Regions from separate parts of the Homo sapiens genome. Here region 1 is linked to region 2. A link is an interaction called in ENCODE POLR2A ChIA-PET data of the cell type or tissue named here. Cell type or tissue: PC-3. All regions are shown on one strand. Each heading gives the region's core, and the rest is flanking DNA. Links, peaks and the distances in the headings are about the cores only. Region 1 overlaps HNRNPA0 (heterogeneous nuclear ribonucleoprotein A0). Region 2 has its middle 43 kb from the start of MYOT.

What was found. Peaks named below come from ENCODE experiments on the same cell type or tissue, not always from the same donor. Only the 100,000 strongest peaks of a DNase experiment are listed, where the experiment ranks them.
Region 1: POLR2A ChIA-PET joins it to region 2 with 5 read pairs; 10 of 35 experiments call an interaction of 5 or more read pairs at or near these places.

Annotation. Positions count from the first base shown.
Region 1 is chr5:137,737,379-137,749,010 of GRCh38, forward strand. It overlaps HNRNPA0 (heterogeneous nuclear ribonucleoprotein A0), which reads right to left. Exons shown (of 1, transcript NM_006805.4): 1 at 8,273-11,632. Among named protein-coding and RNA genes, the nearest start is that of KLHL3, 7.1 kb to the left of the region's middle. In PC-3, for the core only: no CTCF peak of the experiment used is centred there; no DNase peak of the experiment used is centred there.
Region 2 is chr5:137,816,251-137,833,455 of GRCh38, forward strand. No RefSeq gene overlaps it. Among named protein-coding and RNA genes, the nearest start is that of MYOT, 43 kb to the right of the region's middle. In PC-3, for the core only: no CTCF peak of the experiment used is centred there; a DNase peak (open chromatin) is centred at 9,151.

The DNA.
Region 1 (11,632 bases), core at 6,447-8,946, 80 kb before region 2:
TTTCTTCACTACTACAAAGCCCTAAAACCACAGAAGGAAGAGAGGAACACTGAGGTGACAGAAAGTAAAAGTAACTAAAACTTTATATAGCCTCCTGAACTCAAACTGGCTACAGGGTTATTCTCAAAGATTACCTCCCCTGGCACCTCAGTGTTCTCTTAGACAAGGCCATTACTCACACTCACTCTTTCTCAAGTGAGAAGAGGCCTGGATAATTTCATTTACACCCCACAGGGCTGTATCTTCACTTCTTCCTTGCACAACAATACCCCTCATATCTTGTTCCCTCTATGTCCCTTCCTCCTCTAATCAGCCTTGTGGCCCTGCTCCAGATATTTCCTCTTGAGGCCAATCACAGGGACCACAAAAAGCTGAACATCACAAATAAGGAAACTGAATCTCGGAATCCGTGCCAGAGTTCAGACATCCACCAGGAACACAACTGGGTGATTCATAAAAGGGACATAAGAAAGAGATGACTCCTCCTTTGCACATACCCACGTTTACATATTCGCCATACAGGAAGGTGTGGAAATGCCACATCTAACAAACCAGACAAAGAAAAAAGATCAGAAAAGGAAATATGTAAGGGTTGTATGTATTCAAGTTTCAAAATATAACTATTAAGAGCCAGTATAAAACCCTGCTAAATTTCCCTGCAAAACCATACGACTACACCTTCATACTTTATTCACCACTCATGATTCACAGGAGGTAGACAGAATAGAGAACACTCAGAAGAGGCCATTTAGAAAAGAAAGGTCATCTTAAGCAAAAAGAACAAAACTGGAGGCACCACATTAACTGACTTCAAACTATACTACAAGGCTACAGTAACCAAAACAGTATGGTATTGGTACAAAAACAGACACATAGACCAATGGAACAGAAAAGAGAACCCAGAAATAAAGCTGTTCACCTACAACCAACTGATTTTCGACAAAGTCAACAAAAATAAGCAATGGGGAAAGGACTTCAATAAATGATGCTGGGATAACTGGCTATCCATATGCAGAAGAAACTGGACCCTATCACCATATATAAAAATTAACTCAGGCACAGTGGCTCATACCTGTAATCCCAACACTTTGGGAGGCCAAGGCGGGCAGATCACCTGAGGTCAAGAGTTTGAGACCAGCCTGGCCAACCTGGTAAAACCCCATCTTTACTAAAAATACTACAATTAGCCAGGTGTGGTGGCATGTGCCTGTAGTCTCAGCTACTTGGGAGCCCGAGGCAGGAGGATCACTTGAACCTGGGAGGCAGAGGTTATAGTGAGCCAAGACTGCACCACTGCACTCCAGCCTGGGTGACAGAGCAAGACTCTGTCTCAAAAAATAAAATAAAATAAACCCAAGATGGAGTAAACAATTAAATGTAAGACCTAAAACTATTTAAAAAAGGAAAAAAACCTAGGAAATACCCTTCTAGCAATGCAGCAAAAGCAAAAATTGACAAGTAAGACCTAATTAAACTAAAGAGCTTCGTATAGCAAAAGAAACTATCAACAGAGTAAACAGACAATGTACGGAATAGGAGAAAATATTCATAAACTGCATCTGACAAAGGTCTAATATGCAGAATCTATAAGGAATTTAATTCAACAAGCAAAAAACATGTAAACCCATTTTTAAAAGTGGGCAATGGACATGAACAGACGTTTCTCAAAAGAAGACATACAAACAGCCAACAAACATGAAAAAATGCTCATCGTCACTACTCACCAGAGAAATGCAAATCAAAACCACAATGAGATACCATCTCACACCAGTCAAAATGACCATTATTAAAAAGTCTAAAAATAACAGATGTTGTCAAGGCTGTGGAGGAAAGGGAATGCTTATACACTGCTGGTGAATGTAAATTAGTTCAGCTACTATGGAAGGCAGTCTGGAGATTTCTCAAAGAACTAAAAATAGAACCACCATTCGACCCAGCAATCCCATTACTAGGTATATGCTCAAAAGAAAATAAACCATTCTGCCAAAAAGGCACATGCACTTGTATGTTCATCGCAGCACTATTCAAAATAGCAAAGACAAAAAATCAAGTTAGGTGCCCATCAATGGTGGACTGAATAAAGAATGTGTGGTATATATATACCAAGGAATACTACACAGTCATAAAAAAAGAATAAAATCATGTCCTCTGTGGCAACATGAAAGCAGCGAGAGGCCATTATCCTATGTGAATTAGTGCAGAAATAGAAAACCAAATGTCACACATTCTCAGTTATAAGTGGGAGCTAAACATTGGGTACATATGGACATGAAGATGGGAACAATAGATACTGGGGACTACTAGAGGATGGAGGGAGGGAAAAGGGGTTATATGATTTGGATGTTGGTAGCCTCCAAATCTCATGCTGGAATGTAATCCTCAGTGTTAGAGTTGGAGATAGGGCCTAGTGGGAGGTGCTTGGGTCATAGGGGCAGATCACTCATAATAGTTTCACACTGTCCCCATAATAAAGAGTTTTCACTCTGAGTTCACTCGAGATCTGGTTGTTTAAAAGTGTGTGGCACCTTCCTCCTCACTCTCTTGCCTCTGCTCTCATCACGTGATATACCAGCTCCCCCTTTGCCTTCCACCACAATTGTAAGCTTCCTGAGGCCTCCCCGGAAGCAGATGCCAGCACGCTTCCTGTACAGCCTGCAGAGCCATGAGGCAATTAAACCTCTTTTCTTTATAAATTACCAAGCCTCAGGTATTTCTTTATAACAACACAATAACCACCTAATACAAGGAGCAAGCCTAAAAAGGTAGTTGAAAAGCTACCTATTGGGTACCATGCTCATTACCTAGGTGACAGGATCATTCATACCCCAAACCTCAGCATCATGCAAGATACCCATGTAACAAACCTGTACATGTACCCCTCGATCTAAAATTAAAGATGAAATTTAGGAAAAAAAAAAAAAAGGAAGAAAGGTTATCTAGCAAAACCAGGGGCAGAGCTGAGTCAAGAAGCAAAGTCTCCAGACTCCTGGCACAAAGTTCCTACCCCCAATATTTTCCAGTTTCAGAAACACATTTTACATTTTCTACCTTATTATCCAAATGTTCTCTGGACCACAGTCTGAACCTGTTTGCTCTATGCTAATTTTCCTGACTGGACTTCAGATTAAGGACAGTTGCTATTGGAGTCCTGCAGTAGAGGAGAGTCAAAATAATCAATGTGGTATCTGTCTGGAGAAAAAGGTCCCATCCTCAGATTGCTCAGCAATAATAGTGTCTTAGTCCAGCAGGCCCCAACCTTTTTGGCACCAGGGACCAGTTTCATGGAAGGCAACTTTTCCAAGGATGGGGGTGGGGGGTCAGGGGGGATGATGGTTTCAGGATGAAACTGTTCCACCTCAGATCATCAGGCATTAGATAGCTTCTCAAGGAGCGCACAACCTAGATCCCTTGCACACACAGTTCACAATAGGGTTCATGCTCCTAGGAGAATCTAATGCCACTGCTGAGCTGACAGGAGACAGAGGTCAGGTGGTCATGCTCGCTTGCCGGCTGCTCACCTCCTGCTGTGCATCCCAATTCTTAACAGGCCATGGACCAGTACCAGTCTGTGACCTAGGGACCACTGTCTTAGCCCAGTCCTTCCCACACCCCAGCCTTCTTCTACAGCTTATCAAAAGTCCCTAGTGGCCCCAGATCTCTACCCCAAAGCAATGTATTCAGCCATCTACACCAACTTTGTTTAGAATCATTCAGCTCTTATGTGGCTTAGGAAGAAACCATGTTGGGAGGAGAAACTTTTTTAAGCTAGGTTTTATCTAGAAAGTTCTCTCTTCCATACTCTATCTCTGTACAGGGAGCCAGTTAAATTTATCTGAAGACAGCTAAGCCAATCATTCTTCCTTGTAAATGCTCTTTTTCTTTTCTTGCCTTTACCCTCCTTCTCCAGGACATCAGTTCCTCACATTTGCAGGCACCATAACACAGTACAATGGTCCCACACCTAGCTGTGCATCAGAACCATCTGCCCAGCTGGTTAAAATGGTAGGTGTCAGATCAATAGGCATGAAGAAAAGTTTTTAGGGTTATAGAAATGTTCCGTATCTTGACTGTGGTAATACCTACACAACTGTATACAAGTACTGCATTTCATTAAACTATACACTTAAAATGGGTTTATTTATGCAAATTATACCTCAATAAATCTGGAAAAATGAAAAAACACTACAGGGTCCGGCTCTTCCTCACACCCATAGAATCAGGGCCTGAGGAACAGGAATTTTTTTAATTTTTTTCCTTTAGTTTTAGAGACGGGGTCTCTCTATGTTGCCCAGGCTGGTCTCGAACTCCTTGGGCTCAAGCAGTGCTCCCGCCTCAGCCTCCCAAAACGCTGGGATGGACAGGTGTGAGCTATCGCACCCACTAGGAACGGGAATTTTAATGAACTTCGTAGGTGACTCTAATGCACAGCTAGATGCAAACATCACCTGAACAATGAAAAGAGCCCAGACCATTAAAATCAGACAGGGCAAGGTCCAAATGTACTTACCAGAAACATGACCCTAGGCAAGTTACAAGCTTCGATTTTTCTCATTCGAAAAAAGGTGAGAACAATAGTACCTACTTCACAGCATTGTTAGGTTAGAATGTAAAGCACTTAGCTGAGAGCCTGGCCTATAATAAGCACTCAGCAACCATTAGTAGCTATGATTTTCATTGTCTGTGCCAATGCTACCGAACCTGAGCACTCGGTCCTAGGTTCAAGAAGAAAATTAACCAGGGTAGGGCCTCTCCTGGAGCTATTTTCACATCTCCACTGGTTACTATTACCAACAGGTCAGCAAGGAGTAGACAAGACCAAAGCTAAATTAAGGTCCACCCACACCTGTATCACCAAAATGCCCTCTCATATTCAGGAGCACTTGCCAAGTGCCCTCAGACAGCCAGGCAGAAACTGAAAAGGAACTTGAGACCCCAAAAAGTCAAAAGAGAAACAAAACAGCACCTTATCCAGAGGAATAAGGACTCTTCCTCTGAAGGTAAAAGAATTCACGCCAAGTAGATTCCAGAGTATAATCACTCATGCCATTTGTGTTGCATTTTTAAGCTTACAAAGTGCTTCATATCCATCATCTCCTTTGACTTAAGACAACATCCCCTGAATGGTAATAATAGCTCCCATTCCTTGAATATTTACTCTGGGCCAGACCCTGTATTCCACACTTCACATGTACCCTTGTCATTTAATTCTCACAACCCTGTAGGACTATTATTTCTCTTTTAAACATGAGAGAATCGAGGTTCTGAGAGTTAAATAACTTGAACCAAGGCCCCACAGTTAGTAAATGGCAAAGCTGGAATTTGAACCCAGGTCTGCCTGACCTAAGAGACCACTATTAGCTATACACAGAATGTACTACCCCTATCTTACTGTCTCCATTTTAGAGATAAGCTAATTGAGACAGAGAGAAAAGGTAACTGGCTCAAAACTACTTAGAGAGCCAACCTCAGTGCAGAACCAGACCCTCAGATGCCTGGCCTAATGCCTTTTTCACCTTACCTCTGGATGAGGAAAAACAGCTTTGAACCCCTAAAGATATTACATACAAGCTGGCATCCAAGGCTTCCAAACAGCTACTATAATAAAGTCCTTCCACCTGGATTCATCTGGGCACCTAGCTTATTAACCAGGACTAGCCAAAGAATGCTCTTGGGGAAAGCTGGAAGAGTACCACTGGAACCCAAGGGAATTAAAAAAAAAAAAAAAAAAAAGGCGGGTGGGTGGGGGGCAGACCAACTAAAGCAACAAGCAGAGTGCTTCACACAGACCAGCACACTGGTCTCTGAGTCTTCCCATGAATCTGCAACCTACAACTGGTGCCCTCTGCTGGCAAAAGTATACATCTCTTCATAACAAAAGTAAAACCTAATTACTACAACTGGGGCTTAAGAAGGAAAAAAATATATGCTTCCTTCACAGACATTCTATTCAGGAATGAACATTATTTCTTACTTACAACTTTCCAATAGGCATATGCAACTTTAAATTGACTGCAATGATCCTCTCCTCTATCTGCTGCCCCTGCCTCACGCCTGCAGTTCTTTCCTTTCGGGATCCAAAGAAAATTGGGCTGTTTTACATAAAAAGGTAAAATATAAATGAATGATGCAAAGCCCTAAAGTCAAGAATACAGTGATGTGTATGTGGGTGAGATCAGGTCTGCACATCTAGCAAGTACAGAGAATTGAGGCAGGCACACACTTGAAGTGATATAAAACCCATGGGCACGTATGCTCAAACATTTTGGTAAATCTCTACCTTCGTAAAATAGCATGCTTATGATTCAGTCAACTAAGTCTCACTGAATATCTACTATGCAGGCTGTACCAGAGACTGACAACATAAATCCTATATTAATATAATTCCAAAGAGCACACAAGCTGTTTGAGAAAATTAGACATAGGCATATACAATGGTAAAAAGTATGAGAGTCAAGTACAGAAAGGGTATCATGGAAACTTGGTGGGAGAAGAGGCAACTTCCAGTTGGGGAGAGGGTGGATGACATGAGAATAGAAATAAATTGAGAACTTAATAATTCTATGGAGTTTTTAAAAGGTATTCATAATTGTAAATATTTGCAAATAGGTAATTTCAACGTCCCATGATTTCATTTAAAAAATTTTTTTGGCCGGGCATGGTGGCTCACACCTGTAATCCCAGCACTTTGGGAGGACAAGGAGAGAGGACCGCTTGAGCACAGTAGTTTTGAGACCAGCCTGGGGAACATGGTAAGACCTCATCTCTACAAAAAAAATTTTAAAACTTAACCAGGCATAGTGGTGTGCACCTGTAGTCCTAGCTACTTGGAAGGCATGGGCAGAGGGATCACCTGAGCCCAGGAGTTTGAGGCTGCAGTGAGCCATGATTGCACCACCACTGTGCTACAGCCTGGGCAACAGGGCAAGCCCTTGTCTTTAAAAAAATATTTAAAAGATACAATTTTTTCATCCCACTACTTTAATATACTTACATATTTATTATGTTAAATAATATATTTTTTCATTACAATTTCTATTGTGGTAAAATATACATTAAATTTGCCATTTTAGGCCAGGTGTGGTGGCTCACACTTGTAATCCCAGGATTTTGGTAGGCTGAGGTGGGAGGATCACTTGAGCCCAGGAGTTCAATACTAGCCTGGGCAATATAGCAAGACTCCATCTCTACAAAAAGATTTTTTAAATTAGCTAGCTGTGGTGGCGCGTGCCTGTAGTCAGTTCTAGCTACGGGGGAGGCTGAGGTGGGAGGATCACTTGAGCCCACAGTTCGAAGCTCCAGTGAGCTATGATCATGCCACTGCACTCCAGCCTGGGCACCAGAGTAAGACCCGGCCTCCAAAAAAAAGAAAAAAAGCCATTTTAACCATTTTTAAATATACGATTCATCAGCATTAAGTACATTCATAATGTTGTATAACAATCACCACTATCCATTTTCAGAACTTTCTCAACATCTGAAAAGAAATTCTGTATCCCTTAAACAGTAATTTCCCATTTCTATCTCTCTGAATTTGCCTACTCTGGGTACCTCATTTAAGTGCAATCATAGTATGTCCTTTTGTGCAGGCTTATTTCACTTGGCATGTTTTCATTCATCTTGTAGCATATACCAGAAATTTATTCTTTCTTATGGCTGAATATTCCATTGTATGTATATACCACATCTTGTTAATTCATTCACCTGATAACACTGAGTTAATATTTCACCTTTTGACAGACCACAGTTAACATTTCCCTAATATTTGACATTTAGTTTCCAATTTTTTGCTACGTCATAATTTTTATGCAAAGACTGTTTTCCTTTCAATAAATTTTTCAATAAACTGTTCTGTTAAGGTTAAATTCCTAGTAATGGTGTCCCAGAGCATATGAATACTTTAATAGTTCTTAATAAATAAATCCATAATTTTACTCTCCTCATTTGCCATTTTTCATAACCTGATGGACAAATTCCGGTCAGCAGTTTGTTACAAATGTATAAAGTGTGACAAAACCAAATGGAGGGAAGCTTTTGGAGAAAGAAAAGGAATTAACAAAGCAGAAACAGCTCAGAAGAGCTCTCCACTAGACAGAGCTGGCTGACTTCTGTGACAGGTTGCCCAACTGCTCCTTCTATCCATAACCTGATGTTTTCCAATTAACTTGGTGACTCTTTGAAAAAAAAAAAAAAAATCTGCCTGTGTCAGGGATCCCCCGGACCAAGCCCATATTGAGATTTGATAGAAGGGTTCACAAAACTCAGCACTGCTAAGTATCGTACTCATGGCTAAAGTTTATTACAGTGACACAGTAAGTGTACACAGTTGGATCATACAGGAAAAAGACATAAGCAGAATCTGGAGGAATCCATGTGCAGGCTTCTTTAGGATCTCTCCCTCCCATGAAGATTCACACAGAGCACATTTTTATACGAGGGATGTTTCTGCCTAGGGACTCAGTATGCAAGGTTTTCATTGGGAGTTTGGTCATATAGACATCCTTTACCTGGCATGTACCAAAATTCCATACTCCCAGAAGGAAAGCAGGTGTTTAGCATAAATCATCTTGTTTGAACAGTCTAGGTACAGTGAACCACCTTTATTAGTGAACAGTGAGAATACCCCTAAATCCACGTGTTCAGATAAGGGCCAACCATGCAAGTAGGCCACTCTAAAAGATACCAGCCTCAGGCCAGATATAACTTTTTCTGCACACCCCCAATTCAAGATTCATTTTGGCCAAAAAGCAGCATCTCTCAACATATATATGTAGATACCTATGGTAGAGTTGAAAAGATTGTGGATCACTTATACCTTATCCAAGTAGTTCTGATTGCTTTCCTTATAAACCTTCATTGAAAGCAGCTGTATGAAAGGAATAGGAATTTTGGGAAACACATCTTTTAAAATTCAAATCAGATCATGGAACTCCTCTGCTCAAAACTGAAATGGTTCACCATTCATTTAGTGAAAACCAAAATCCTTACAACAACCTACAAATCCCTACATGATCTGGCCCCTCTGGCCTCATTATTCCTTTCCTCCTCTTCCTTCAGGTCCAACAACCCTGAACAATTTGCATTTCTTCAGAGGCCAGACACAGTCCTGCTTCAGGGCTTTTGCTCTTCCTAATCCTCTACCTAGAATGCTCTTCCCATACCTATATTGCTCACTCCCACATTTCCTTCAAGTCTTTGCTCAAATGTCACTTTCTGAGAGACCTACCCATACCACCTATTTTAAAGTATGCTATCCTCACAAACATCCCTTGCAACAATCGCCATTCCTCACCCTAATTTTTTCTATACTTCTCATCTTCTAACATACCATATAATTGATTATGTCTTATTGCCTGTCTCTCCCCAGTAAAATATAAGCTCTTTGAGGGCAGGGATTTTTGTCTTTTTCTTCTGTATTTCCAGCACAATCACCCAGCAGAAGAGTAACAAATTTTAACTTGACATACTAAGAAACAGGGAGGCACTGAATTTAGGGATAGTAACCTAGTGCAAATAGCTAGATCTTCACGTTTGGTGGTGTGGGAAGATCAAGTCATAAGAAAATGTGAAAGAAGTTTTTTTTTTTAATTTCACTGAAGAGATGACCACAGTATATTCAGTTATTGAAGAGTTTTAATAAAAGGAACTATTTACAAGGGTATGGGCACAGTTAAGGCAAATCAACAAGGTTTGAACCTTCTTGGGACTAGAGAATCTAGCAATAGGAGACAGTTACGAGAAGCCAGAAAAGACCTAGAGCTATAAGAGGGCCACTGGAGCAGAGCTGTGGCCACTCACAATCTCTTGCTAAGTATATGAGAAAGAGAAGGAGCAAATATTTCAGCCTCACTTTTCTATCACTGTCCAAACCCACCATGAATAAAGCCAGAAAAGAGAGTATGCAGTTCTTTATTTGTCAGCCTCCCAGGAACACAGAACAAGAGAGATAAAGATGGAAAATAGATCAGGAAGGGCAAAAAGAATATCCAGCACAATGGCCATTTTGTAAAGCTATATGCGCAAGACACAATGCTTCAATGTGCTACCAGCATCTTCAACTATGTCCAAATCTTCCCTCTAAATCTTCTCTTCCTATTACCAGTGGCATCACCATCCTCTCACACAGTAATTTTGATTAATCTACTCTCTCTTCCTCATTCTTCATATATCCAAATATTTGTCAATTATGCTTTCACAACTTACCTCAACTTCTTTGTCAGTCTATTTCCATTGCTCTTTGTTCATGCTCTCATTCTCTTACCTGGTTAACATCAGTTGTCTTAGCAAACTTGCCACTTTGAAACATCCCCCACTGCCATTTATGTTACTCAGTGCTACTGGACTAATCTTTGTGAATTAGTTTCACTACCATTATTGTTGCTCAAAAACCTTTAATGACTTTTACTGCCTACCCTAAGTCCAAACTCCTTAGCCTACTACTCAAAGACCTCAGTAACCTGGTTCCAACTTCATTTTCTCAATTTATTTCTCACAACTCTCTTTTATCTTAGTACAAATTAGACATTTGTTAGCTGGAAGTCAATGAAGCTTAGTAGAAGGAGCGAAACAACTAGAATTGGTCAAACTTGGATTCAACTCTCAGTTCTACCATGTCACCAGCTGGGGGTCCTTGGGAGTTACTTTTCTGGCATGAGATTTAGCAACCTTATCTGTGAAGGTTACTGAATGATGCAATGAGAACATTTGTAAATGTACCTAGTGTTTGGCATCCAATATGCATACTTCTCCAAATACGCTCCATGTTTCTGCCTATCTGTCCTCCACCTAAAATGCCCTCTTTCTCCTCCCACCTTCTCTATAAGACCTATCTTTTAAGGTTAAATGTTATATGCTCCACAATGCCTCTCTTGATCCTTCTTCCTACCTGAAGTCACCTCTCCTCAACACTCACATTATTTATACCTTCCTAATATTAACAAATACTTAAAACATTACAGATGGCTAGCAGAATTCATCTCTCTCCTACTAGAGTTGAAGCAGCAGTGATTTAGAGAACTACCACATGGAAGCTCACCCAGCAAGTAAAGAGCAAAGCCTAAAGACCATGCATATCTCGGGTACTAAGATATAAAAGTATGCCTTTTGCTAGTCTGTCCCACCTCTTCATTAGGGGCCATATAGTAAAATTACTGTGTACCAGAGACTACAGTAAGCCCTTCTTTATATGCATTCTTTCACTGAATCTGCCCAACAATCCTATGTAGCAGGTATTACCATAGCCTATTTTTTTACAAATAAGGCAAGTGAGGCTCGGGCCAGTTTGTCCAAGGTCGCAGTGCTAGAAAGTGACTGTGTCAGGAACAGAATTTGGTCTATTGGATGCCCAAATTTACGTCCTTAAGGGCTATGAAATATTAAATCAGATACCCACTATGAAGCAAATTACATTTGCAACGTAAGCATCAAAGACAAAATACACCTTTGATTTCTAAAAAGTAATCAATTAAGGAGAAAAGAGTCTTAATTTTCATCAGAGAATGTACATTCAATGACAATGGAGCTAACTCCAATTTTGATGGTGTGAACAATATGAGATTGTGACACAATGCTGTAAAGGAAAAGATGCATCATCTCAAAATAAATTGAATTCCCATTTCAAAATAAATTGAATTCC
Region 2 (17,205 bases), core at 7,720-10,219:
AATGTCTGAAAGAAAGTATCCCATAACATTAATAGTGTTTATTCCCAGGTGATGTGACAAGACTTTTGGGTAATGTGTCTTTATTTCTTTCCTACTTGTTCCATCTTGCTGCCTTTTTTTTTTTAAGGTAAAACTTCATCAATACTATTTCTTTTCTAATTATTTGTTGATGGTATATTAAAATACCAGGAATTTTTACGTTGACTTGTATTCTGAGCTCTTGCTAAATTCATTTACTAATTCTAATGATTCACCTGTAGCTTCTTTTGAATTATCTGTGGACATAATCATGCTGGGTTGTTTTTTGTTTTTTGGTTTTTTTTTTTTTGAGACACGGTCTCACTCTGTCACCCAGGCTGGAGTGCAGTGGTGCAATCACAGCTCACTGAAGCCTCAACCTTCCTGGGCTCTGGTGATCCTTCCACCTCAGCATCTGGAGTAGCTGGGACTACAAATGTGTGCCACCATGCCCAGCTAATTTTTGAATTTTTGTAGAAATGAGGTTTCACCATGTTGCCCAGGCTGGTCTCAAACTCCTGGGCTCAAGTGATCTGTCCACCTCGGCCTCCCAAAGTGCTGGGATTACAGGTGTGAGCCGCTGTGCTCGGCCTTGTTTTTGAATAATGACAACTTTATATTCCTTTCCTATACATATAACTTTTTATTTATTATTATTATCTCATTGTCTAGTAGGGGTAAACAAGCAACTTCTTTGTCTAAAAATAAGTGTGTGTTTTTTATTTTAACTTTGACCTTTAAAGAATATTTTCACCAGATATAGAATTACAGATTGGCAGTTATTTATTTCATTATTTGAAAGGTGTTATTCCATTGTCTTCCATAATTTCAGTTGGGAAACCAACTGTCTTATTTTTTTCATTCCTTTTAAGATAATGTGGCTTTTATTCACTAGCTTTAAGATTTTCTTAATATCTTTGCATCATGGCGAGGCACAGTGGCTCATGTCTGTAATCCCAGCACTTTGGGAGGCCGAGGCAGGTGGATCACCTGAGGTCAAGAGTTTGAGACCAGCCTGGCCAACATGGCAAAACCCCATCTCTACTAAAAATACAAAAAAATTAGTCAGGTGTGGTGGTGGGCACCTGTAATCTCAGCTACTCGGGAGGCTGAGGCAGAATTGCTTGAACCCAGGAGGCTGAGGTTGCAGTGAGCCGAGATTGTGCCATTGCACTCCAGCCTGGGCAACAAGAGCAAACACCGTCTCAAAAAAAAAAAAAAAAATTTTGCACCGTGCCTTCTAAACTCCTTCCCTCTTTCTTTCTTTCTTTCTGTCTCTTTGCTTAACTGTATTTCCCAAATATTCTACTAAGAACATATAATGCTTATATAATTTTTCTTAATGAAGGAGAAAAAGACAAAAACTTTTTTAAAAAACCTGAGAATCCAAAGTGCCTGTCTATGAGGCAGTTGTGCTGCAAGGAGTCAAGAGATGTGGAGTCTAGCTTCTGCTTTGGGCAAATTACCTATCCTTCCTAAGCCCCTGCTTCATTCAATCAATAAATATTTAATAAATGTCTACTATGTGCTTAAATACTATAGTGAGCAAGACTGATATAATCCCTGCCCTCATGGAGTTTACAGTCTAACAGAGATAATACTTTAAAAGAACTGTGATAAGGCCAGCCGTGGTGGTTCATGCCTGTAATCCCAGCAGTTTGGGAGGCTGAGGCAGGCGGATCACCTGAGGTCAGGAGTTCAAGACCAGCCTGGCCAACATGGTAAAACCCCATCTCTACTAAAAATACAAAAAAAAAAAAAATTAGCTGGGCGTGGCAGTGGCCACCTGTAATCCCAGCTACTCTGGAGGCTGAGGCAGGAGAATCACTTGAACCCAGAAGGCAGAGGTTGTGGTAAGCTGAGATCACACCATTGCACTCCAGCCTGGGTAACGAGTGAAACTCCGTCTCAAAAAAAAAAAAAAGAACTGTGACAAGTGCTGTAACAGAGAAAATATAACATGATGAAGGAGGAATTAACCTACTCAGGGGACAATGGAGACAGGAAGTAGATAAGAAAAACTTCTTGGAAGAAATAATTTTTAAACTGAGATCCAAAGGATTAGGACTTAGCCAGGCAGAAATTAGGCTAGTTTTCTCTTAGTTGCTTTGTAATTCTGTGATTCTATGTTCCAATCTTTGTTATGTTACTGAATCAGAATCCAAAGGAACATCACTTATCAGGCCCCTCCATTCATTAACTTAATCCTAAAAACACTCTTGTAAGTAAGTAATGCTATTCCAATTTACAAATTTTAAAACTGTTAATTAAGCAAGTTGCCTGAGGTCACACAGTGGTAAATTCTGATCTGTCTGGCTTCAGATTCCATCCTCTTTCATTCATTGTTCAACTATCATTTACTGAGTACCCGCCAAGTTATCTGCCTGACACTGGGGATAAAGAGAACAGTAAGATTGGATCCCTGCTCTTGACGAATGCACTTTCTGAGGGGGCAGTGTCAGTAATCCAGACAATTACAACATGGTTAGGTATTTAGAAAGAGGCAGAGTAGGACTATGGCTTTTCATCAGAATCTAATTCCCTAGCTTCTCCAAGAAACCAAGGAGCTAGGTACATGATCACTGAGAAAGACTACCCAGATTGGTAAATTTGCAAAGCTATAGCTGAAGTCCAGCATCCCTGACTGGCCTTGACCAACAGTTCTGTCTGCTATCTACCATACAATTAAGCCAGTCTCTTTAGGTGAGGATCTTCCAGAGGAATGGGTATCCAGATGGCATGCATTCATCTTATTATACAGAATAAACAGGCTTTCAGCCTTCCCAAACTGATGAGGAACTTCAACATTCACCTCATGGACTCTTAGAAAGACATATATAAGCTAATCATGCCTGCCATAACCTTGGAACATTTCATGGACATTTTCAGATAAAGCCCCTCCTCACCCATATGGCTTCAAAAAATGCCCTCTGTCTCTGATTAAAGGGACTTGAGAGAAGTATGAAACCAGGATTTCCGAGTTGTTCCTGGAAGAGCTTCAGCCAGGAGCTTTCAGTAGCAGATGTTAAATCTGATTTTAGAGCCTAACGAAAATGCTGGGCTTCTAGCTTCGTGGAATGAGTCTGAGGTATAGTTTCTAAGTCAATAACTCAGTGGAAACTTGACCTATGGTATTATGTGAAGGTTCCTCAATTCTTCTATAAGCAACTAGTGGGAAACAGCTCATATGCTTAAGCATCCTTCTGAGAGGCCACGAGGAGCATCCACTTACTCATACATTTAGAGCTATAACAAAACTGCCTCCGGTGTTGGAGGGATGGGGACTATCAATGTCTCTGGAAGCCGGGAGTCCAGGGACTCTCATCCCAACTCTTCCATGGTCTCACTGTGCTGCCCTAAGCATGCCACTTAAACCCTCTGTGTCTCAGCTCTGCCACACTGTCCCTCCAGTCCTTGGGTCCCCTCAGTGCATGTATACAAAGTCTATTCCTGTTGCCCAGCCTTTCTCTAATTCTACATATACCACTCTGCTTCCTGGCTACAAACTTGTTGCTAACAAAACTGTGAGCATCTCACCAGAAGATTCAGGACTTTATATCTTTTGACTCTTTCTAAGTGTCCACCAAGGGGCCAAATCTACTTGCTGAGTAAAGAAAAGATTCCCTGAGACTTCCTATTGGTGAGAGAAGATTCAACCTTTAAAAATTACTCAAATTTCCCAACTCCTAATACATAAAAGGACTGAGAATCCCTTTGTCCTATTCACCTTGCTGGAATGAGGAAATAAAAGATTAATATACAAGAAAGAAAAAGAAAGTATCTATTACTTATCTTCTCATGACTTCACATACATACAGTATGTTTTCTTACAAAGTTCTAAACAGCATCACCGTTTACAATTACTAAGACCTCCATAAAAATTCATCAAGTAGATATACCATGTTTTACTAACCATTCCTTGGTCAGATGTTTAGAGTGCCTTAAAACTTTTCCAAATTATAATATAAATAACACTGTGATGAACATCTTTATCCATAAAACTGTGACTGTATTTTGGATTATTTCCTGAGGTTAGATATCCAAAAGTGGATCTGCCAGATCATTGGTAATGAACATTTTTATTATGCCTCATATGTATTATAAATTTTATGATTAATTCTTAAATATATTTCAGCCACAAGACATAATTCTATTGCTAAAATATGGGATCGTCTTAGTCCAAACGTTTTGTTAAGTAGGCAGGATAGTATAAAAGAAAACAGCCTCTAGAATCACACTGTCTGGGTTCAAATCCCAGTTCTATCATTTGGTAGATGAATGGACTTAAACAAGTTACTAAATTCTCCTAAGACAATATACATAAAGCACAGGGTCTGGCATATAGAAAGGGGTCAATAAATGTTAACCATTATTATTGCCTTTAGATTACAAAAAAAAAAGATAGATCCGTATTTTAAAAAGCCAAGAATATCTTCAAATAATGGAGTAAGAATAAACATAAAACAAAAGACAAAATAATACTCCCGTACTTACATCATAAGCAGGCTCGTTTATGGTAAATACTATTTACATCACTGTGGTTATTAGTTACATATAAATACCACTTTATTGAGTGTCTGCTGTCTTTAAAACCTTTACATACACTGTCTCATTTAATCCTCATAACAACCCTCTATGGTGATGATAATAATACCAAAAACAACAGCAAATGTTTACCAAGTGCTTATTATATGTCATGCATAGTTCTAGGAAACAACCTATTAATCATTATAAAATCCTATGAAGTAGGACTTTCCATTTAATTATTACCTTCATTATACAGACATAATTGAGTTACACAGAGGCTAAATAGCTTGTCAAAGGTTACATAGCTAACAAGGTAGGTCTTATTACTCCCATTTTATAAGAAAACTGGAACCTATGAAAATTGCCTGTAAAAGCAAGTAACTGGGGCAGGCTTTGAACCAGCATCTGTTGGACTCTCAAGTCCATATGCTTTTATTTCTGTTACTCTGCCACCTTATGTGGATTATCAATAGCAAATGGTTAAGGTTGGCTTCCCTCATTCTCACCTTCCTTTGCCATAAGCCAGAGTGTACTGAGAATAGTCTCGTTTGAACATTTGCCTCTGAGGAGAATATAAACAGGAAGGCAAGTCTGATGCAAAACTCCATATTCTGAAATGCATCCCTTAAAACAATGCACCAAGGATCCTCTCTCCCGAGGTGTCTGTCGCACTCCATCTAGCATACATATCTGAGAGTTTCTAAGGCTTGCCTTTCAGATACTTGGTGGTTCCTAATAAGGTGCCCTAATCAGTTTCTTAATCAAGGCAACACTTCAAAAGATTTTCAAATGAATGCTACAGACAGGTTTCCTATTTCCCTCTGTCTCAGAAGGCCCTCAAAATCCCCTCCACTGAAAGAAACAAAGCCGCTTCAAGCCTCCCAAAACATCTTGAAAATACTCACATTTTCAAAAGGACTGCACTCATAGGAAGAAACCTAAACTGAAGTCTTATTTCTCGAATGAACTAATTATTTAATATTGGACAAATTATCTCCCTTCTTTGTGCCTCTTCAAAAGTGGAGAAAGTGTCCTGAGATTCTAGTTTAAAAATGGGGCTCCTGGTAGGGCGCGGTGGCTCACGCCTGTAATCCCAGCACTTGGGGAGGCCGAGGCAGGCAGATCACAAGGTCAGGAGATCGAGACCATCCTGGCTAACATGGTGAAACCCCATCTCTACTAAAAATACAAAAAATTAGCCGGGTGTGGTGGCGGGCGCCTGTAGTCCCAGCTACTCGGGAGGCTGAGGCAGGAGAATGGCGTGAACCCGGGAGGCGGAGTTTACAGTGAGCCGAGATCGCGCCACTGGACTCCAGCCTGGGCGACAGAGTGAGACTCCGTCTCAAAAAAAAAAAGTGGGGGGGGGGGTCCTTTGAGGAATTATTTAATATTAACCAGGGGGATTTGGTGGAGTGAGAAATGTAGACAATGGTAAAGAAATAAATCCTCTTCACCTTTGTAGGATAGAGCAAAGCAGCATCCAAAGGCCTTTCCTATCTTCTCCTGGCTTTATCCTCCACTAAAGACGAGGGAAGATAGGATCCTGCTGCCACCTCGTGGCACTTTAGGCAGCACAAAAAGAAGGGCTTACTCAATAGGGTCATACAACCCAAATGCCCCTCAGGAAACCACATCCTCCTCCTCCTCCCTTACAATTAACTGCACAGAGCTTGACCATTCACAAAACACTTTCAACCCTATTATCTCATTTCACTCTTCCAACAACTATAGGATGGGGAAGGGGAAGGCGGGGGCGGGGGGCGGAGGGAGCAGAGGGGGCAGGGTGTCAGGACTGGCTGGAGGCATAACTCCAACTCTGTTGAAAAAGCCAAAGCTCAGAGAGACTATGTGACTTGCCTAAGGTCAAACAGTGAGTAGCTGACCGTACCTGAACCCACATCCCTTGATTCTAAATCAGGTGATTCATTATCTGCTGTATAGGGAAAAGGGTAAAACTGAGGTTTAGGTATGCTCCAGGTCTAGGAATTTGAGGGAAGGAGGCTTAAGAAGAGAAAAGGCTCAATTTCTTCTGCAGACACAACTGACTGGCCACAGGCCACAACCAGGCTGCTTGGAAAAAGGTCTACGCAGTCAACCTATCCACAGAAAAAGGTATGCAGATAGCCTGGGTTCCCGTCTTCCTTCTTGGTTTGCACATTCTCAGTTAACATCTCTAGGTATCTCCAGCTGCTCTCCCTCCCTCTACTTTCCAGCCCCAGCCTACCCATAGGACACAAGACTGATTTATGGCTAAGTGCTAAACACCAAACGGATCCCAGGCAAGGGAGCCACAACATCTAGAAATCAGCAAAAACTGCAGGGAGAGCTGCTATGTCCCTGGGTTAGAGCTCATAATATTTGTGGCTCAGCCCAGATTTTCCTGTAAGTTTTGGCAGAAAGCTCAGTTGGCTTGTCCCATATTGATGTCATGCACACTGAAACCCAGGAGGCAATGCTGGAGTTATGACTTACCAACTAGCATATAGGGATGGCCTAAGAATCTGAGAGTTTCCAATTTCTCCAAGGCAACCACAACTTCTTAAAGAATTGCAGCTGGGCACAGTGGCTCACACCTGTAATCCTAGCACTTTGGGAGGCCGAGGTGGAAGGATTGCTTGAGTCAAGAGTTCAAGACCAGCCTGGGCCACAGAGTGAGATTCCGTTTCTACAAAATAGAGAAAATTAGCCAGGTGTGGTGGCATACATCTGTAGTTCCAGCTACAGGGGAGGCTGAGAGTGGGGAGGATCACTTGAGCCCAGTAGGTCAAGGATGCAGTGAGCTGTGATCTCACCATTGCACTCGGCCTGGGCAACAGTGAGACCCTGTCTCAAAAATAAATAAATAAAAGAAATGCAAAGCCCAGGTGCCTAAACTTTCTACAACCACAGGTCTCCTTCCCTCTCTCCCTCCCTCCCTCCTTCCTTCCTTCCTTGTGAGTAGAGCATTCACTAAATGAGTGGAGTATTGTACGGGATAAAGATGACGAATAAGAAATAATTCCTTTGCGGAATCAGGATCTTGAAGAGATACCTGCATTCCTGTGTTCACTGCAGCATTATTCACAAGGACCAAGATACGGAAACGACTTACATGTCCATTGACAGATGAATGCATAAAGAAAATGTGGTATACATGTACAATGGAATATTATTCAGCCTTTAAAAAGAATAAAATCCTGCCATTTGTGACAATATGAATGAACCTGGAGAACATTATGCTAAGTGAAATAGGCCAAACATAGAAAGATAAATACTCTATGATGTCACTTATATGTGGAATCTAATATAGTTAAATTCATAGAATTCACCATGGGCTGAAGGAAGGAGGATATGAAAAGATGTTGGTCAAAAGGCAGAAACTTTCAGTTATGCAAGATGAATAAGTTCTGGAGAGTTAATGTATGGCATGGTGACTATCAGTAACAATGTTACACTATATACTTAAAATTTGTTGTTGATCCTAAGTATTCTCACACAAAAGGTATTCTCACACACACACAAAAGGTAACTATGATGGATATGTTAATTACCTTGATTGTGGTGATTATTTCACAATATGTATATCAAATCAAGTTGTATAATTTAAATATATATAAATTTTATTTTTTTTTCTTTTATTATCTTTTTTAAGAGACATAGTCTCACTCTGTTCACCCAGGCTGGAGTGCAGTGGCACAATAATAGCTCACTGCAGCCTCGAACTCCTGGGCTCAAGTGATCCTCCCACCTCTACCTCCTGAGTGGGTGGAACTACAGGCACACGTCACCATGCCTGGTTTATACAATTTTTCAAAAAAGAAATAATTCCTTTGATTAAAACTGTGTTGCCTAATGGTAAATGGGGAAATGGGAAAAAAACAAAAGTTATAAATGGATGTGAGATATAAACATTAAGTGCTTGGGGGTTAAGAGGGAAAAATAAGATTCCTTCTGGCTTGGGAGTTAGGGGACCAAAATGGATTTTAAAAAAGCTATTTCATGGATGTATAACATATAAAACCCTTCAGAAGTCTGGCCTTTACAAACCTTCCCTGCCTTCTCTCCTACTACTACCTTGCCCTCACCCTACCATATTCTGAACACAAGTTTTCTTTAGTAAGTTAAGGATTAAGAATATATGTTTTGCAATCAGATAGATCTTGGTTCCAATCCTACTTCTGCCATATTAGACAACCTTGAGTAACTTTCAGAACGTCCCCTCAAGCCTCAGTTTCCAGATCTGTAAAGTACATATTATAAAAACAGCTATTTAAAAAGGTGTTTGTGAGAGTCAAGTGAGAGAATGTATGCAAAGCTTTGTGCATGAACCACAGGAAAGACTTAGCAAATAGCAATTGACATTTTTCATTATCTCTGTGTCTCTGATGATGTTTTCTTTGCCCAATATTCTCTTTACATTCTCAGACTGTTCCACTCCTGTTTCTCCAACAGGCACCTTACAAAAGTCTTTCTTCTTGAGTGCTCTAGGACCTGCTAACTGTTCCCCCACTGAGTGCTCAGAACCTTTGTTCACACCTCCTTTACTGTATTTATATGATAACAACTTGTATTTGTTTGTAAGTCTGTCTTTCAGGAATGTGAGGCTCCAGAGAGCAAGAGCTAGGTCTTATTCATCTAGCACAGTATGTGACTCACGGTACCACTAGAGAAGTGATTGTTGAATAAATAAGATTGTATTTGAGCTAGGCCTTAAATAAATAGGAATTACAGCAAATCTCTGGATGGCCTTTTAAATATGAATGTTAACCTGTTAGTGTTATACATTAACCCATCAGAAATCTCTAGAATTAATTATCAAGGATTAGCCTTTAAGATGAGCTGACAGGCAGGACCAAAGTGAGTCAAAATTTCATTAGGGAAAGCTGGAGGTGGATGCATGGATGAATGAAAGGACCCTGGAGCCCAGGCAAGCAGCTCAGGAAACAGGTACAGGGCTTCCTTAGGTTAGCCAGGAGCACTTGGTGGTATGATGGTGAGGGAAGGGAATCACTTTAAGAGTAAATAAGAGATTCAAGGATAGACAAAAAAGTAAAATAAAAAGACCAGTATCACAAATTTTCCAGATGGTCCTAAGGGGAAAGCAACACACATGTAACACAGAAGGTCACTATGTAGTCTAAAAGGGTTAGTTTATTGATTATAGCTTTCTGCCTGCTCATCATGAAACTGTTCTCTTTATCTACAGAGAAGCAATCCTGCCTTTCATTACAACAGAAAAAGAGGTCTCCAGGTCCTGCTAGGGCACCTGAAAATTTCTCAGCCATTATTTCTTCAAATACTTTTCTGGTATCCCTGCCCTTCTCCAACTGGAGTTACATGTATATTAGATTATCTGATATTGTTCCACAGCTCACTGATGCCCTGTTCATTTTTTTCATCTTTTTTCTCTGTGCTTTGAGTACTTCCTATTATTATGCCTTCAAATGTACTAATTTTTTATTCTACTGTGTCTAGTCTGCTGTTAATCCCATCCAATGTACTTCTCATTTCAAATATTGTATTTTTCATCTCTAGAAATTTGACTTGGGTGTTTTTCTTATATCTTGCATTTCTCTCCTTGTTATGCTTGTGTTTTCCTCTACTTCTTGAACATGTAAAGCATTTTTATCATAGCTTTTTAATATCCTTGTCTCCTAATTTTATATATGTGTCATTTCTGTTTCTATTAATTAAATTGTATCTATGTTATGGGTTATATTATCTCATTTCTTTGCACATCCAGTAATTTTTCACTGGATGCCAGACATTACTTCTCTTTCTTCAAGAATCACAGTCCTATTATGCCTATTGTCCAATGTCTGAAAACCATTGTTTCATATATCTTGTTGGGTTTTTTAGTTAAGTTGAAAGGGTAAATTCTATTCCTGATATTCCATCATGGCAGTAAATGGAAGGCCTTGGAATCTCTAATAAATTACTGTACCTAGGCATTAAAAATCAGTGATTGCTAGGCCAGGAACGGTGGCTCATGCCTGTAATCCTAGCACTTTGGGAAGCCAAAGTGGGTGGATCACTTGAGGTCAGGAGTTCAAGACCAGCCTGGCCAACATGGTGAAACCCCATCTCTACTAAAAATACAAAAATCAGACAGGCATGGTGGCGCGCTCCTATAATCACAGCTACTTGGGAGGTTGAGGCAGGAGAATTGCTTAAACCTAGGAGGCGGAGGTTGCAGGTGAGCCAAGATCATGCCACTGCACTCCAGCAAAAAAGTGAGACCCTATTTCAAAAAATAATAATAATAATCAATGATTGCTACTATAAAATCACAAAAAGAAGAGATAACCAGACACTTTGTGCCTCCTGATAGAGAAACACAACCCAACATCACCTGTGAAGTTGTCTTTCAAAATAAAAAATCAAACCTGAATCTGATCAAGCCTCTAGATCCAACAATCAATTTATAGGAAATACAGAAGACAGAAGAGAAGAACATCTTAAACTACACCACAGGGATACAATCAACAAAATCAAAACTGCAGGAAACTCTACAGGACAAACAACTAGTTTTTTCAACAATCACAAGAATATAAAAATGCTGGAGGGAAAGCTATAGATTGAAAGAGACTAGAAGATACATCTATTGTAATGTGTGAACCTTATTTGGATCCTGATTCAAGCAAGCCAACTGCAAGAAAAAACTGTGACATTTAGGAGACAACTGGAAATCTGAACGCAGACTAGATCATTGATGGTATTTAGGAGTTATTACTAATTTTTAGGTGTGATTATGGTATTATATTTTTCACAAAAATCACCTCTTAGAGAAATATTTTGATTATATTATAGACAAAATATTTTGCTATTTGCTTCAAAATAATATGGTAGGGGGCAAGACAGTAGGGGTACAGATGAAATAAGATTGATCATGAATACATGATTGTAGGAACTAGGTGATATATATAGACATATAGATATACATATATTTGAAATTTTCTGTTATAAATAAGTTTTAAAAATTTAAAGAGTCATAAAATTGAGACATGGGTTCTAAAGCTGGCTCTAACATCATTTTCCTCCATGCCTATGGACTAATCACTTCTCTCTAGGCCTCAGTTTTCTCCATAAATTATGAAACATAAAACGCATTCCAATATTAATTACACTTTCCACCATATCCACTCATTAGCTATGTGACATGGGAAAGTTACTTAATCTTTTTAAGCTTCAGTTTCCTTATTTGTAAAAGGTGATGAAAATAGTAGCTAATTTTTAGGACTGCTGGTGGGTTAAACTGGATGCTGCATGTTAGAGCTCTCATCACAGTGCCTGGCACTAAGCACTTAATAAATAATATCTATCATTATTATCTCTTGCTGCACTAAGAAATAACAATAAAGAATTCTATACTTTTTTTAAAAAAAAATGAGAGGCCTCTATAGTTTAGCCCTTCCTTCCTCCATATCTCCTTTCTTTGGGACAAAAGCAAGAAAATCTGAAACTTCCCCTCTAAAAGTCTGTGGAACAACATGCCCAATAGCACAAGACAGGGTAGGGTTTGGCTCTCCTTCCTAGTGAGAGTCATTGCTGCGGGTCTGGAAAAAACGGAGGTGCTACTTTAGTCATTTTCAGAATATAGTATGCAGCTGTTCTCCTGGAATGCCACACATCCTGAAGTTGCTCCAAGGGCTAAAAACAGAGCTTAGGCGATCAGCCCAATGCAGCCAAGCTCATTCTTTTCAAGGTGGCCCCATTTCAAATAAAATGGGCACTCTGTATGTAACTCCTTTTCTAACTAAGAGTTGGTCTTCCTCACCAGACTGTGAGCCCTTTGAGGGCAAAGCTAGTTGATCTTTCTAGCTTATGCTCCCTAGCAAAGCACCTGGGACAGAGCAGGTACTCAATGCATGCTAGTTGAATGAAGGAATTAATGGCCTATTCTTTTATTTTATTTGGGTTGGAGTAGGAGTGGAAAAAGAACAATGATAACGAAGAACCAATATTGGAGGGATCTCTCTAACAATTTTTTCAGGGAGTGCAACTTGTTCACAACTTTCCCAAATACACCCTGAATATTTTTCCTTCTGAGCCTATACTCATACTCATTCCCTCCACCTGTTAATATCTTTCTCTTACTCTCCTTCTCTCACTTCACTCTTGCTGTCACTCTTTCACTCTTAATATCTACATCCTTCAAGACTTGGTTCCTCTTCCATGAAACTTTTCTCAACAACTGTTGCTGAAAGGACTCTCTTCATCTTGATTTCCTATAACACTTTATCTTTAGCTTTAGACACTCATAATGTTCTGTCATATGCAGTGGTCAGTTTTATGTTTCATAATTTTTGTGGGATTGAAGGCAAGGTCCTCTCTCAATTTCTGAGGCACTCAGCATAGCACTTTGTATAAATCAGACATGTGGTAAGAGTTCAGTGCATGTACTGTCTAAACTTGGAAGAGTAAGAAATATAATCATTCAACCCAATTTAAAGTAGAAAACAACTGAGCCTTAAAAAGTATGTTTCATCCCTAAGATCTTTTTTTCTAAAAAAGTTAACACAGGAGCCAGGCATGGTGGCACATGCCTGTAGTCCCAGCTACTCAGGAGGCTGAGGCAGGAGGACTGCTTAATTAAGTCCAGGAGTTCAAGGCTGTAGTATGCTGTGATTATACCCATGAATAGCCACTGCCACTGCACTCCAGCCTGGGCAACATAGTGAGACCCTGTCTCGAAAAAAAAAAAAGTTAACACATTGTTTTGGAAGTTTTGCTACCCTATTATTCTGTTTGATTAGGCAATATCCTCTTCTGGAAACCTAAGGGAAAACTGTTGTTAGGCATATATATCCTCTAACCAAGTGAATTTAAAAGAAAAATCAAAACATTAAAAATAATAATTTATATTTTCTTCAAATTTGGAGATAAGACAGGCTGGGCATCAAAAAACTAAGACTGAGAATCACTAGATAATTGTAGAACTGTATCTAAGCCCTTGGCTTTTCCCAACACTATCCTCCCCAAACTACCTCTCAGCATAGTTGTAGGTACAAATGAGAGGAAAGCATTGAGAAACTATAAAATATTATGTAATTTTAGGGTATAATACTCCTCAAAGGAAAGGGTCAGGATAGAAGTAAATCTTATTTCTTGAAATTAAGGATGAACTGAGGCTTCCTTGTTACTGAGATAATTGCTTTATTTTCTCTTCTAGATGATATATTCTACAACTGCCATCATATAATGACCACTTTGTTGCCTCTTCTCTTTTTTCATTCCCTAGAGATTAAAAATTAAATATATATAAACCAAGATACCCCTACTACCCCTACCCCCAGCAAGCAAGTTCACTGAGCCTTATCAGTGTTATTTCTTCATGTTACCATATTTTATTGCTGGAGCATATTTATATCATCTAGTCCAACTTTTCCATTTTATAACTAAGGAGTCCAAATCATAGAGAGAGCATATCATTTGTACGAGGTCATCCAGCTAGTGTCAGACCCCATAACATAATCTTGTTCTCTTAACTACCAGTTCTCAATATTACACCCAACAAGTATTTGAACACACATTATTTATTGGCCATAAATAAATATTTGTTAAACTAAAATGAATTTAATTGTTTCTTCTTTGTTTCACAAAATAGCTGGACACCCTGTAGTACCTGCAAGGAAGAAGTAAAAGTGCTGTTCTGAACTCTATGGCTTAAAGCCAATATGATACAGACTCTGGAGCAGGCTGCCTGAGTTCTGATCTGGATTCCACGACTGCCTATCTGTAAGACCTTGGGAAAATTGTTTTACATTTCTTAGCCTCAGCTTCCTCATTTGTAAAATGAAGATAATCACAATAACTACCTCAAAGGGTTGTTTAGTCATCCAATAACATTTATTGAACATTTGCTCTGTGGCAGGACTCTTTTAGATGCTCAGGATACCACAATGGACACAGAAAAAAATACTATTTATCCTTAGGGGCTGACATCCTTCTGGGATTAAAGGAGATAATCTATGTAAAACACCCAGTAGAGAGTCTGGCACCAAATAAATGTTCAATAAATGTTAGTTATGGTGGCTGTTGTTATATTTATTTTAAAACGTACCATGTGTTGGGCTAGGGCGCAGTGGTTCATGCCTGTAATCCCAGCACTTTGGGAGGCCAGGGCAAGAGGATAGGTTAAGTCCAGGAGTTCAAAACCAGCCTAGGTAACATAGTGAGACCCTGTCTCTACAAAAAATATATACAAATTAACTGGGCATGGTGGTGTGCACCTATAGTCCTAGCTACTCGGGAGGCAGAGGTGGGAGGATCGCTTGAGCCTGGGAGGTTGAGGCTTCAATGAGCCATGATCGCGCCACTGCACTTTAGCCTGGGTGGCAGAATGAGACCCTGTCTCAAAAAAATAAATCAACTATATATCTCCACTAAAAAAGCAAATCAACAAATAAATCTTACAAAGAGCTCCAAGCAAGATTTTACGGCATAAAACAGCTCACATAGCTGTGTTTCACAAGGACAAATATTATCACCATAGCAACATTTTTCTGAGTTCTTTAATAGCAGTTGCTTGATATTGCAGAAGATTTAGGAATGGTCTTTGAAAATACCGTATAAAGAGTGTCATGTAGGAGTGAAGATAATCCTCTCCAGCTTGTCTCCAAAAAAGATAAATTTTTTATAGGAATCACTTTAATAAAAATTAATATATAAAATCTTACATCAAGAAACACAAATCAGGGGATGATTACTTGTATTATGTGGGAATCATAAATATTTCTTTTTGAAAGCCAGCCTCCCTGGTATATTCAAAATATTCCCAAGTATATCCAAAATATGATGCAATGTTCAAAATTCTATGATTAACAAGTGCATGAAAAGATGCTGAACATCATTAGTCGTTAATGAAATGCAAATAAAACCACAATGCAGTACCGCTTCACACTCACTAGATGGACATAATTTTTAAAATGGAAAATAACAAGGGTTGGCGAGGATGTGGAAAAACTGGAACCCTCATACACTGCTGACAGGAATGTAAAATAGTTCAGCCTCTGTGGAAACAGTCTGGCAGTTCCTCAAAAAATTAAACAGAATTACCCTATGATGCTGCAATTCCATTCCTAGGTTATACACCCCAAATAAGTGAATCAAGTCCTCAAAAAAGTACATTACATGCATGTTCATGCCAGCACTATTTATAATAACCAAAATGTAGGAACAGCCCAGATGTCCATCAATGGATGAATGGATAAACAAATTGTGGTACAGACATACAATGGAATTTTATTCACCCATAGAAAAATGAAGCACTGATCTATAACATGGATAGACCTCCAAACCACTATTACAAGTGAAAGCAGCCAGGCACAAAATGTCACATATTGTATGATTCCATTTATATAAAATATCTAGAACAGAAAATTCCATAGAAACAGAATACAGATTGGTGGTTGCTAGGGTATATGGGGAAGAGGCATGGGGAGAAACTTCTTAATGGATAAGAGGTTTTATTCAGAAGTGATGGGAATGTTTCAGAACTAGATGGAAGTGTGGTTGCAACACATTATGCATGTACTAAATGCCACTGAATCATTCACTTTAAAATGGTTAATTTTATGTTACATGAAATTCACCCTCAATAAAATATTTTTTAAGAAGATGTCACCCACATGACCAATAAACACATAAAAATGTGAGAGAAAATTACAACTGATTGTCTAGCCATTTCAGAAACCCATGTAAATGGTGCTTCTACCTATTCACAGTGAATGAAGTGTTAAATAAAATTTATAGGAGTTCACTGTTTTGGACTAAGCTCCCATACTAGGCCCCAAAAGACCAAACTAAAATGAAGTCACTCATGCTAAGTATCACAAAGTCAAACTGAAACATTAAGAAAGCAGGTAAAATCCCAAACAGATCAAGTTTTCTTGAAAACAGGAGAATCCCAGTAACCAATCAAAAGAGGCCCAGTTAACCGGAGCTGGCATGATAGGGAAGTCTCCTCTGCTTAACCCTTATAAGAAAAGTAACTTGAAGTAACTTGATATTAGTCAATCTGCTTTTTCAATTTTTATTTCCTTGTTCCCACCTTCATAAACCAATTGTTCTGACATGCCCTGCGAAGCATCTATTCTATTTTATAGAATGAGATGTTGCTCCAATTTATGAATTGCTAATAAAAGCCGATTGGACATTTACACTACGTTTGTGGACATGTTGTTTATTTAACAAAAGGAACAGAGAATGCTTACTAAAATCTTAGTTTCTTCCTGTTAAAAGATAATTTTTAAGGCAAAATTATGATTGCCATACAAATATAAAATGAACACATGTTAAAGGTTTCATTTAACTCATTAAAAACAGATCCAGTAAAATGTTAAAAACTGGTACAAGAGGCAGCCAGAAAATGCTGAAATGAATGTGTTAGTAAACGCAAACCCAGCTTCATGTGTGTGAGGAGTAGTAACAATTGCACCTTTGCAAGACAAAATTCATTTGCATTTCTACAGATAAGAATAATTTGTATTACCCTCAGTTTTCTATAATTTTAAAGGATTTAAAATAGTTCAAAGAAATGAAAGGTGTAGAGCACTATAGAATCAGATAACCTAGAAGGGTTTACTAGTCAATGCCTAGCATTCTGAAGGACATTTGGTAATTTTTTTTTCCAAATTTCACAATTTCTCCTGATATTTCTCTGGCAATAACACACTACCA